Regions from separate parts of the Homo sapiens genome. Here region 1 is linked to region 2. A link is a contact called in ENCODE Hi-C data. All regions are on one chromosome and are shown on one strand. Each heading gives the region's core, a stretch centred on a gene start or an enhancer-like site at or near the end of the contact. The rest is flanking DNA. Distances are from core to core; before and after follow the strand shown.

Region 1 (6,746 bases), core at 3,644-6,143, 510 kb after region 2:
AAGATGAGAAGCTACAAGGCAAGCAAAAACCAGCAGCCAAGGGTGAGAGTAGAGAGAAGGGGGAAAGAGGCAGCGTGGAGCTATTCTAGAATACATGACTTTTATATAGTTTATAACAGACTACCTTCAGCTGGATTGAACAAAAAAAAACTGTCTTAAAAACAGTCTTTCCTTCTCCCAAAATAAATTTGGAGATAGATGAGCCAGGAAGTATAATGTTCTCCACAATCATCAGGGAATGAGAATCTTTCTGTTTTCCACTCTACCTACTTGGCCTGTAGCTTTTGTTTTCAAGGTCACTTCAAGGTTGAAAGATGGCCACTAGAGCTCTAGACATGGCACCCTGTCCCAGGGCAATAGGAAAATAGAAGGAGCCAGAGGAAGGACACACATCCCAGCTGAACTGAAGTTACACTGGGAACCCCACCTACCAACTTCTGCTAGCATCTCATTGGCCACTTCCAGCTGCAAGGTAGATTGGGATGTGGAGTCTTATCTAGACACAGTAGTGGCCTGAATAACATCATATGGGGTCACAGTGCATTAGTAAGGAAGAAGTGGATGCCTGATGAGTTCCAGGGAGCAATCAGATTAACCACATCTGCTCCTATGGGGAGGAGAAAGCAGAAGATGGAGAGGTTAAGACTCACTCCATAATACATTTATGAGAGATCAAAAGAATTGGCAAAATTTTCTTTCTCTGTAATCTAAAGGTGAGTAGAAAATTAAGGGAGTTCTCTGAATAAATTAAGACCATTACCTCATTACAAATATGCACACACACTTGCAAAAGTAGACCCACTTTTCATGGACAAATGCCAAGAAAAGAACAAGGTTAGAGAGGAAAAGGCTTCCTTCTACAGCTATATCTTCCCGTAAAACATTGTGGAGGGTGTATGTGTGTATGTGAAAGAGAGAGGGAGAGAGAGTAATGGAGTGGTGGTACTATTTTATTCAGAGAACGTTCTTAACTTTCTATGTACTTTTACATGTATCAACACAATCTAACCCTACTGAGCTCCTATTATAAAAATTAATCACCAAGGTTAGGGCACAGTTTGTTCCTGTGAAAGGACATTCCCAAAGAACAGATGTGGGGAGGACAGCCTTTCCTCTGGGTCCTATCACTAAGTTAATGGTCAGAATTCATGCTGTGGAGTGAACAGCCCATCACAGTCTGAGGCATTACCATGGAGGATGAGCTTTAGGGAACAATGGGATAAAGACAGACCAGACAGGACAGGCCGTCCAGAACACTGCCCAGAAAAATTCCCACCACCTCTGCCAGCTCCTAAACTGCCCGTGTAGGGAGATTTCTGCTGTTACACCATCAGCTGGTTTATCTTGTCTGCATGGCATGTTGAGAGAAGGCTGTTTGGGGGCCAGCTAAGTCAGTTTCTCTAGCTGCTGAAATAGCTTTCATAAAAATAGAGTTACAAAACTAATGTTAACGCTTGGGCTGTATACTGTCTTTTTCAGAAAAATAATGGTTATTATAAACAAGGAACAGTAAAGGTTTCTGGGAGAAAATATAATAGAAAAGTTGTCCTGGCACCCTTTGGAGAAGGTAATGGGACTCTCTCATGACCTTTGTTTCAGAATTGCTTTGTAATTCTGGTAAGATAGACACTAAATTGTCATTTCTGGACTGTATAGACACACTAAATTGTCATTACTGGAAGTATATACACAAACATGCAAAAATGGACCCATTTTAAAATAAGCAAATACAAGGGCCAAAATGTTCGATTACAGGTTCATGATGGATTTTTATTTTTTTAATTATACAAATGCTTATATTTTTCTAACAACAATTTCATTCGAAGAAAAGTCAGTTGATAAATTTTAAGGTTGTATTTATTACTCCTATTGGTTTTTGAAAAGTGTTCATTCAATCTAGGTGTTTTTAGAGTATCAGCTTTTGAACTCAGGGTTCTCAATCTTGAAAGCATAATGGTAAAAGTCCTGCTTTCATTTATTTAAGTGTTCTCAGAGACTACAATTGCCAATATAAATTTGAAAAAACAAAATTTACAGTACCATCGCTTTTTGGTAACAAATACTATATGCAAATCCACTTGTAAAACTATCTTACAAGTATTTTCTTAACAATGTTCTGCAACTAGTAGTTATGTTTTGAGGTGCCCAGCAAAGGAAAACGAATCCATCCACTTTGTGCCAGTCAGTAACAACCACAACAGAGCAGCTGATGTTGTTAACAATGCCCCTATTAGCTAAGGATCAGAAATGTTGTGACATTAGTTTCTGGGATCATGTCAGGATTGAATTAGACTGACTCATCTCAGGTCCTGGTGCTCTCTTAATTCTTTGGTCAGCAGGAATTAGTCCTACCAAGCTTTATCTTGGTCATACCGAACATTGTCCTCAAGCATAAGTTAAGTAGCCCTGCTATAGGATCACATTTGTCAGAAGTTTTCTCCTCTGTGCTTGGCTAAATTCCCACTGTCCATTTGCAAAAGGAGTGGTTTATGCAATTTGATTACTTTTAAGAGCTGTCTCACCTCCAAATGCCTGCTCAAGGGAACTCAGTGACACCAACTAAGAGGCATGTGAGTGTTAAGGTTTAGAGTTGCCCGTGTTTGCTTTCTGATACAGGAATGCCGGAAGAAGCTGAGTGCTGGATGAAGGTGAAAGAGATTATCAGTACCAGAGAGCCAGCTCTTCCCTTCTTCCCCGGAAATTGAGTTGTCAGCAGCCAGTTCAAAGCAGACATGTGAGAAAATCACCATGTCTTTTTATTTTAATGGAAATAACTTAAATAGTTGTCTTGCAGGAAACATGTTTTAAAAATTGATCTTTCTGGGGTTGAGGGAAGCTGGCTATGAGCAGGGGGTCAGCCGACTTATTACTTATTACCTATTACAGTAGAGTGCTTAATAACTTTTCCTTATCTCCCCTCAAGGGGAATATTCATTAGTAGATCAGAAGATAGTGTTACTAACTTATAGCATATCCATAATCTATAGCATATATAGAGGCCAAATTTTACCTCTGATTTATCCAATTGCTTAATGGTTTTAAACCAGATTCACATGGAACCCTTTTTAAAAGCACATTGCCTCTCCATCCCAGGAGGTTGAGATTCTTTAAGTTTGGCGAGGAATCTGTATTTTAACAAGTGTATTGATAATTTCAAAGTATGCCAAAGTTTGAAACCCGCTTAGGTTAGGGACAGGTCAATATGAGAGAAAATAGTCATCTTGATTTACTCTAATAGCTTTATCATTTAGATTAAAACATACACCCAATCCGTTAATAAAAATGTTAAAATCAAGGTTTTTTAAACTCTAGGTAAACATTGCGTGAATCCTTTAGTGCTTCAATTTAGCTAAACCATAAAGTAAGTAGAAACTATGAAGATTCCTGTCTGCAAAGATGGTAAAATGCTAGTTCAAACGTCATGCCTCTGGGAAAACTCCTTGTAAATCTCATCGTCCTTTGTGGAACTCAAGTCTTCTTTTTGGTTCCTGGCTAGTAGCAAATTGTATTTACATGTTTTATCCGTGGCCACACCAATTGTGAACTTCTTGCGGGACAGACATGTTTCTATCTCCTCCCTCCTTCAACAAAGCATCACGCACACAGTAAACCCGAATAATGTGTGCTGATTTTCACTCTGTTATAGGTTTCCTAAAGTGATTTACCACTTATTTTAGAAAATTATGGACACACACAGAAGATTTAGATGAAATTACTGTAACATTTTAAATATTTGTTTGAATTTGGAAGTACATTAAACTCTTTAAGAAAAGATGTTTCCTAATCTCCAGTTATTTCTCTCAGGAAAGAAAAACACAGTAATTTGCCTAAAAGCTTACCCTTAATTTAGGTGTTGATTTAGCGTCTCCTCTAAATACAATCCCCCTTCTCTGCTGTGTAACTGTTTTTAAAAGGATTGGCAATGGATGAATAAACAACTCCTTTAACAAACATTTGAAGACCCCATCCAAACACATACACACACACAACATAAAATCTCTTTCCACATCAATTTAGTGAGCCCTTAATTTTGCTTTCTAAGCACACAATATTATAAACCACAAAACACACACAACCAGTTTAACTCCTGCTGAAATGACATGAGAAGATTCTACTGAAATGCTTAGGGAAACTGGTAATTGTGTGCTGAATTTACTATAGGCTACACCACTAGAAGAGCTATAAGTAGCAACAGTAGCAAATGTTGAGCAGTCACTTTCCTCAACTTGTCCCTGTCCTTAGGGAGCTCACAGTATGTGGCGAAGACAGATACATGAACCATTAATTACCATGTAAGGCAAAAAAAATGGCACATGGAAGAAGATGCAGCTGTGTTCTGGGAACAAGGCAAAAAGAACTGCCTGCGGTCACGTTTGACAGACTAGAAAACATTTGATCTGCCTTGAAGGATGCATAGGAGTAGGAGTTCACTCAAAGATATTCCACTAAGAATAGGCATTATGTTCATCCAGCTTGCTTTTCAGGTAGTTCAGGTTAAAACAGGCTCTAAAAAAAGTTTAACAAGAAAATATATGAACTGAGGAAGGATTAGATGCAAACAGCCCAGCCAGTACATTTAGACCACATAAAATCCAGTTATGCTCATGAAAATGCAGGCAGCAGGATGTCCAATTTAATAGGAGAGGAAGAAAAGGAAGGGCACATAAAATAGAAAGGATTTATTCATTTTCCCCAATAAAGGCTAAGCACTTTCGTAGGTTCTTTTTAATTCATGAACTTTCCAATTCATATTCCAGGTACTAATCCTGCTGTTCTAAAATAGCTGTTGTGGATAACGGGATTTTATGTAGGCCACATGTCCTTAATTTTTATTTCTGCCTCACTCAGCTCAATGTCTACTCAAATTTGTTGGTCATAAACCAGGTATTTAATTAGATTACTTAGCGACACCTAGTGACCGAGATCGGAACCAAGTGCTATTTTAATACAGTGGAGTGTGTGCCTCTGTTATTGTCATGCTTTAGCCCAAGACAGCCCTCATTATTCCAAGTTCTCTTTTCAACCCATTTCATCCCAATGATACTAAAGCAAACCCATGCCCAGTTTGGCCTGAAAAACAACTAATTAGAGAGAGGAAGTGAGAAAGAGAAGAACAAGGGAGAGAGGGAAGGAGGTGATTGAGGGAATAGGTTGGAATCACAGAAGAGACAAGATCAGCAATGAAGGCTTCTATTTTTATGTATTTATTTGGCTGTGTTCATATCAAGAAATGGAAAGAAAGGTAAGACCACCTTGAAGCAGAGAAGGAATGAGAACCAGGGGCAGTCCAAACAAAGGCTCAATTCATATTTTGTTTCTCTCTTTTCCACTTGTATTTGAAAGGGCAGAATAAACATGTTTTGATGATTTTGAAATCCAAGATAGATCCAAATTTAAATGTTTTTAAACAAAAGATAGTTCTCATTGTCATAAATTATAAAATGCCTTTCTCACTTTGCAATTCCTGTTCTTTCATCCCTGTCTATGCATCTTTTTATATCAATTTGTTTTTCCCACTAAATGGATCTATTCGGATGGAGTCATTACTGAGTTGGCATTGCTCTAAAAATAAGCTGATGATTTGCTATCTGCAGTACGTGCTGTCAAAAAAAAAATCAACCAAAGTAACAAAGCAAAATAAACATAGTAATTAACACGTTAAATTAAAAATCAAAATATAACAAAAATACTAGAAGACAATGTGAGTCACGTGACAATTTTAAATGAGTTGAAGGTGCTGATTCTAGGCAAATTCCAACCAAGGGTTCAGAGGGAATCACAAAAGAAAGTGCTGTTATACATTTTTGAGAAAATACAGAGAACATGAACAATGCTAAAGGACTGAATTCTAAAACAGATTTTTAAGAATGCAGACAAGTGAGCCCTCAACTGTAAACATGACGCTGGCACAGCCAATTAAGCAGCGGTCTTTCCCTGCTGTGGTCCAGCCCCTTTGCCAACAGTGGGGTTCACACCCTACAAGTTGAGACCCTTGCAGGCTCCGGGTCCACTGAAACTAACTGAAACATAAGGAGTGACTTGCTCCTTGGAGTTGGAATCCACAGATGATGTTATACAGACTAGCCCTGATTCTGAGGCCAGAGGTCCCAGTGGGCTCCACTGCTCCAGGGTGCAGACATGGCACTGGACCATCATTCTCCCTATTTTTCTCCCCTACCCAGTTAGCCATTATGTTTTATTGTATTTGTACAGACATTTATATAGATTTCTACCATCCCATTGCATTGTAATAATATATTGTCATGTCTGTTTTTCTTCTGTTAAACTATGACTTTCATGGGTGGAGTCACGCTGTGTAGTCTTTGACTACTAGCCCAGCCTATTTAATTGTTAATTAAATGTTAACTGAGCATCTAGTATGCACTGTGCACTGAAGTGGGCTTTGGGGATACAATGAAGAAGATGTATGTCCTGGCCTCAAACTACTTAAAATCTGGTGGAAAATACAAGGAAGACTTTACTTCATTTTGGTATGTTTTAGTAAGTGCTAAGATGGGGGTAAGCACAGAGTTCTGGGAGCACAGAGTAATGCCACTGGATTTACAGTTTGTGAACGAGTGTGGGAAGGCTTCCTGGAGGAGGAGGGGCTGAGGAAGGAGCATGGGAAGGGCATTCTGGGTAGCACAAAGCCTCAAAGACATAAACTAGCACAACATACGCTCTCACATGAGATCTAGTTGTCTGCCTGTCACTGGTCACTTCCCCTACAAGCCCATTATCCACAT
Region 2 (6,697 bases), core at 1,644-4,143:
ACTTTCCTTCTTCCACCCCAACTCCTGTCTTAGCGGTTGTACTCCAGCTTCTCACTGCTAATATCTCCTTGCTCTGGCAGGCCACCCTATAAGGTGGGCTCCTTTCAAGATGTTTCAGGATAGATTCCATGGTGTCCACCAGGCTTGCAGGAACCCCTGCATTCCTGCTCTACCCCACCAAGGAAAATAAGGCTGCTTCCCCTGCTGCCTCTGTCCTCGCCTGCCCTCTTGGCAGTTCTTGGCAGGTTCCTGACCTCAGAAATTGTCTCAACATGAGGCAGGCTGTGGTCTCTGTTCAACTATGTCCTCAAGTCTTCAAGGACACATGTCAAGTTCTCCAGTGGGAGAGAAAAGCCAAGGGATCTCGATTCTCAGGCATTCCCTTCAACGAGCTCTCTTGGGGACTTTCAAGTCTTCCTTTACATACTCTGGAGGTGAAAGATCAGTTTGGGCACCTTCTAGTGAGCCCTGGGATCCAGCAGGTCTCTGTAGGATTGGGGATAGAGGTGCTTGCTACTTATTGTTTTCACTTTAGGGGCTTCAGCCAAAATGCAGAGAGAGCAGGAAAATCCCATTTGCACCTAATGAAAATGTGTAGGTTGAAAGTTCATCAGGAGTGAGCTTGCTGTGTTGACTGCACTTTGAGACTTCCTCATGAGTCATTTAGAAAAATATTTCCAGATTTTACTGTCTCTGGAAATTAGTGTTTGCCCTCAGGAGGTGTCTGTGAATGTGTATATATCTGCTTCAACGATTATTTGCTAGATAAACAGAAAAATAATAGCCATGTCTACACTGGCGGAAAACTATATATAAAATTTATGGAGCACATCTTTGCTAAGGTGTGCTCTATATGTGTGTTAACTCTTTAAAGCCTCACTATAATCATCACCATATCACAGAAAAGGAGACTGAGGTGCAGGAAGTAACATGAGGAGGTCACAAAGCTGGGAGAAGACATCTTCAAGTCCTGGTTGCTTCATTTCAGAATTCCTTCTTTGGGCCACTGCACTCCTCTACCATAAGGCTGGACTGCACTGAGGAATAGAGATGTTCCCCCATTGCTGACTTCCTGATGAAGCTCCTCTGAATTTCCTTAGTCTGAATGATGCATAATTAAGGAAATGTACCCCTAGGGAAGGAATGGCTCCAAGGTCAAGATCAAGTCTGAGTAGTGAGTTGGGTATCAAATCTTGTTTTTGCCACTCTGCAGAGTGGGAAGAACACATTGTTTTGGAGATGTGAGACACTGTGTAGGAACAAGCTTGTGTCCATGATGGAAACCCCATGAGGAAAGTCTACCTTTTTGGATAATTTTCCTTTAGGTGATGTGTACAGATTTAAGTTCCATAAGAAGAAAATGTGGTGTTGGCTCCTTGAGTTACCCTGGTTGTTCAGACGAGACCCATGCCTTTTGCTCCTCTGTGGTGATGCTATGGAGAATGAAGGGTCTGGGCACTTGATTGAAGTATAGCCAGTACCACATCAACCTCTTGTCTGAATCCTTGAAAAGGGAGAAGTATCCATCTAAGGGGATTGTCTGGGAGTTCTGGATAGTGATCAATGGAGGAGAGGCCTACGGAAGTAGAAAGGAGAACAACAGGGTGCTCAGAGCAAGTTCCAATTCAGAGAAGTAATGTGAAATAAATCTCCCCCTTCCCAATATATTCTTAAAGAATCTGACCCATACCTGGGCAGTAGGAGAAGAGGATGCTTGGGTTAGATCTTTCTTCAGTAAAGACCAATGAGACTGTCACGTCCTTCATGCTTTCAAAGACAGCAAGTCAGAGTGAATTTTGTGTATCCTATTGAATGGGATTTGGCAGAGACAGAATTGAGGGGGCCCTGCTAGATCTGCAAGGGCAAGGAGAGTGCAGACATTGAACTTTGTTTGGAATCCTGGCTGAGGTGTCTTAGGTAGGCAGTGAGGAAAGCCAGTAGTCTCAGCTTCAAGGGCAAGTGGAGTCTAGAATAAAGAATAAAGGGGGTAGTCTGGTGGTGAGAACAACATCAAGAATCAGGCATGGCAACTCAGAAAAGCATCCTGGAGAATGCTTTAGTATGTCAGACTTCGTATGGAGTAACTTTCATCTGAGGACCATATAAATAGCAACAGAATAGCAATGTTTACCAGTCTTCATTCATTTTACAAAAGCATATAGAAGGCTTCATGTGTGTCTGGCCTTGCATTAAGCTCTGGAGACACCTGCAATTAGAAGAGCCTGATCTTGTTTTGAACAGTTTATAGTCCAGGGGTGATCTGGAACATCAACATGATGGTTTCTAAGTTTATTGATGGGATACACACAGGTGCTCTGGGCTCATAGGAGGGTACACAACCTAGACTTTAACTGGGAGAAGTGATATCCAAGAAGACTTCCTAGAGGAAGTGGTATTTAAAGGGAGGCCTGTTCAGGAGGGAGAGGCTACAGTTGAGGCTGGAGAGAAACCATCAGGGTCAGATCGTAATGGGTTTTATGGCAGCCTAGGAGGTAGGTAGTGCTGTCATTATTTTATAGCTAACGCCAGTGAGCTCAGGGGGTTAAGTGACTTGCCCTGAATCAAACAGTGCAGGGGACAGACCTGGAATTGGATCTAAAATCTATCTTACCACAAAGATGAAGCTCTTTCCACTCCACTCCTCTCTGTGCTTTTTAATTTGGGAAAAGTTTAATGAGCTAAAATTTTTACCCCCTCAAAATTATGTGTCCATCTCTAATAGGCCTCTCTGTCCCACTTTGAGCTAAAAGTCATTGCATCCTCTCAGGATCAAACAAATTGAAATTTATTTTAAAATATTCTTCGCCGATCCTAGTGGAGGCAGCAAATCACCAAAAACTCAGCTCAGGGCATCGGCCTAATGCCTCCGTGAGGGAAGTCTTGGAAGAGCCGGGTCACATCTGTGTTCCAAGTGAGAGAGTCCAGAGAGAAAAGCACACAGCAGTTTCTTTCATAAAAATGTTAAAAGGACTAGTTTGTTCATGACCTTGGTTGATTAGGGTCAGGTACTTGACATAATAATGCTTAATATATCAGAAAAATCTGTGTTTGCTCACTGGCCCATGCGCCTGATCCGGCTTCCCCAGCTGTAACTTCTCAGGACTCAGCCCTCGGGAAATGCAAGTCAGTTTGAGCTGTTTTTTTGTTCCCCCTCCCTTCCCAGTTTGGTGCAAAATCCAATGTAATTTTGGCATTTAACCACTGATAAGTGAAAAATAAAGTTCATTGAAAGTGAGTGTTGTCATAGTTCATAAGAACTCACAGTCCCTGCATCTGGACAGCTGCCTTCTTGGCCAGACATCCGATGACAGTCTTTCCATTTTATCACAAGGCTTTGGACTTCAGTCACTCTATGTTTCCCTCCCTGAGGCAGTGCAGACCCTGATTTGTCTTAGACAAAATTAAGAAGCAGTCAAAGAATGCCTTTAGGGCCATCAAACTCCCCCTTTTCCCTCTCGTATGGAGTTTCACACTCAGTGGCTTAGGTGCCCAGCATGCCATGATCTTTCTCTCCTTCCATTAAAACGATGACCAGGAAAGAATCTGAAGCATAGTCATTGGAAGGGAGGAAGGAGTAATTATGACAACAATAGCAGCTAACACTTAGATAGCACATACCATGGGCAAGACAAACGATTCTGAGTTTCATGTGCATTGACTCACAAATTGCTCCAATAACTCTATGCATTACAGAATATCATTATCTCCTTATGACACAGAGAGGTTAGTTTACTTACGTAAGGTCATGTAGAAGGTTGTAGAGACATGATTTGAACCCAGGAAGTCTGGTTTCTTCCATGTACTTAACCATTATATTTGAGAATGAACGTGATTAGTTGGCCAAGATGTTGCAAGCACTGTGCTAGATACTGTAATGTGTTATATTACTTAACATTCCTAACTAGCTTTTGATAAAGGTTTTAAAACCTCATTTTACAAGCAAGATAGAGAGGATAAATGATTTGCTAGGATTTCATACCTAGTAAGTGTCAGGGCAGAAATCTAAATTATGATCTGAATGAGTGCAAATTCCACATTGTTTCCACCGGAGCATTTCTGGATCCAGAACATCAATCCCAGGGTAAGTGTCACTCTCTTTTGATATGGCTCTCACCTGAAACCTCAGCACTCCAGGAGGCTAAGGTGGGAGGATTGCTTGAGGCCAGGAGTTCATGACTAGCCTGGTCAATATAGAGAGACCACGTCTCTGCAAAACAAAAATTTACAAAAAAATTAGCCGGTCAGAGTGGTGTACACCTGTAGTCCCAGCCACTCGGGAGGCTGAGGTAGGAGAATCACTTGAGTCCAGGAATTTGAGGTTGCAGTGAGCTATGATTTTGTGCCCCTGCACTCCAACCTGGGCAACAGAGACTCTGTCTCCAAAAGAAAAAAAGTATCAGAGCATTAAGTTAGATGATAGGAGTAGTAGTGACCTGTAGGTAGGAGAAACATTTTATTTGGTGGGGGTGGGGGGGCAGGGGTGATGAGAGTTTCTTGGCCCTAGAAATTACACTCTGTAGGCTGGTGTCTACTCAGCCATGCTAGCACGCTAGCCTCACATAGAAGCTTTTTCTCTGCAGTTCTAGCCCACTGTATTTGACTGGCCTCACCCCAATAGTTCACAGCTTCCCCACCCCCAAGTCACCATATCTGAAATTAAACTTGCTTTCCTTATATTCCCATCTAGGGTTAATAGTGTTGCCTAAGGTTGAAATACCCCTTCTCCTTCACCTGCCACATTTAATCAGTCCCTAAGTTCTACAGATTCTGCCTTTTACCAACGTTTCTAGTCTATTCTCTTATGCCTCATCACTCACACTGACTTTGTTTAGATCATTCATCATCCTTTGCCTAAATTATTGTAGTTGTCTCCCAAGTGGCCTCCTTACTCTGAGTTTTTCTCTCCTTTACTCTATCCATCATACCGCCCCTTGTGTAATTGCTCTAATATGAAAATCTGATCATGTCACTTCCTTGCCCAAAATCTGTCTGTTGCAGGACCCTAGCACTTACATAATATTTCCTCAAACTGCATGCTAAGGGCTTCAGTGATGTACTCTTGGGACTGAAGGTATCATCAGAAATTAAAAAAAAAATACTTTAATTTCAAGGACAGTTTAAAATTTAAATAGATGCATCTTCTAGATCATTGGATGACTGTTTGTATAACTAAATGCTGCCAGTTGATTTGTCTTTACAACTGCCTTTGCATTTAAAATTACCCTGAAGACAGGCTGGGCATGGTAGCTCATGCCTGTAATCCCAGCACTTTGGGAGGCCAAGGTGGGTGGATCACCTGAGGTCAGGAGTTTGAGACCAGCCTGGCCAACATGGTGAAACCTGTCTCTATTAAAAATATAAAAATTATCCGAGCATGGTGGCTTGTGTCTCTAGTCCCAGCTACTCGGGAGGCTGAGGCACAAGAATCGCTTGAACCCAGGAGATGGAGGTTGAAGTGAGCTGAGATTGCTCCACTGCACTCCAGCCTGGGTGACAGAAAAAAAAAGAATTACCCCAGAACCAAACATATAGACAAGGGAAGTGCTGGCCATGTGACATCACCACAGCCTCTTTGAATGGTTGGTTCCAAGCTAGTATGACTAGGGAGGAGTGACATTACTGAGTCATTGCTCAGCACGTCACGGAGACAACCTGAACTGAAAATATTCCACATGCTTACAGTCAGTACCACATTCCTAGGCAGCAGACATTTTGTTTCAGTAATATTCGTTGCATTAAATGAATTTTGTTAATTTGCATTTAATTGGTTTTACATTATAATTCTTTTGGATTTATAATTGCATAAGGTATACACACTGGGAAGTTATACCCCATGGTTAAACTAAATTTGGTCTGAGAATGCCTCCCTACCTTGAGTGCCTAGGTAACAAACTACAACCTAACTTAGTACACACACAAACTGAAAGCCTAACTAGGAGTAAAGTCTCAGCCAATCACAGGCTACCAACTGATCAGACCATGTGCAAATAAAGCAACCACTGAGCTGTAACCAATCAAGCTGTTTCTGTATCTCACTTCTGTTTCCTGTCCATAAGGCTGCCTGTCCAACCTTGTGGACCGAGATCTCTGAACCTCTTCTGCTTCCGAGGGCTGCCTGATTCACAAATTGCTTATTGCTCAGTTAAACACTGTTAAATTTAATTCATCTGAAGTTTTTTTTAACATGCTTTATGTTTGTATATATTTAAATAATGTAGTAAAAATGAGTTGTCAATACCAAGAATATTTAATTAAATTCTTTTAAAAAACTGATCCATACAGTTTTCCATACCAAAGTCTGGGAAATCCTTACCTGACCAGTAGAATCAAGCACAAATTCCTCAGAGTGGCATATGAGGCCATTCTGCCCTTTCTCAAACACCCTTCAGCCTCATTTCCTGCATCTCTCCCAAAGGCTGCTCCTTTTCACTGGAGTAGAGCTTCTGGACAGTAGGGACTCTTTATTCATGTGTGTACCTACGGAACCTATCAATGAATGTTTACACAATAAATTAATGCGGGAATAAATGAATGAACATGTGATGGAAGCCAGGAGGAAAAGGAATAAGGCTCTTTTGCAGACCAATTAGCCAACTCCTAACATTACTGGAAATGATAAGAGTAGAGCTTCTGGACAGTAGGGACCCTTTCTTATTCATATGTGTACCTACAGAAACTATCAGTGAATGTTTACACA

What was found. Hi-C counts contacts between places; a loop is a spot of excess contacts on that map. Pooled maps may share reads with other maps.
Region 1: a loop to region 2 is called in a map of heart right ventricle, with 8 times the contacts of the local background. The contact joins two enhancer-like sites. A Hi-C loop is called at or near these places in 36 of 168 maps with a recorded cell type or tissue (GM11168, Right ventricle myocardium inferior, Right ventricle myocardium superior and 18 more) and 22 of 50 pooled maps.

What each region holds. Positions count from the first base shown.
Region 1 is chr12:67,938,583-67,945,328 of GRCh38, forward strand. All of the region lies in intron 2 of LINC01479 (long intergenic non-protein coding RNA 1479), which reads left to right. Among named protein-coding and RNA genes, the nearest start is that of LINC01479, 13 kb to the left of the region's middle. Within about 2 kb of position 4,894, at least 2 of the 41 ENCODE cell types and tissues checked have a DNase peak (open chromatin) inside an H3K27ac peak, as active enhancers do; they include gastrocnemius medialis and heart right ventricle, where a contact is called at or near this core.
Region 2 is chr12:67,427,971-67,434,667 of GRCh38, forward strand. The region is part of intron 3 of LOC105369812 (a long non-coding RNA gene); the gene reads left to right. Among named protein-coding and RNA genes, the nearest start is that of LINC02420, 11 kb to the right of the region's middle. Within about 2 kb of position 2,894, at least 14 of the 41 ENCODE cell types and tissues checked have a DNase peak (open chromatin) inside an H3K27ac peak, as active enhancers do; they include gastrocnemius medialis and heart right ventricle, where a contact is called at or near this core.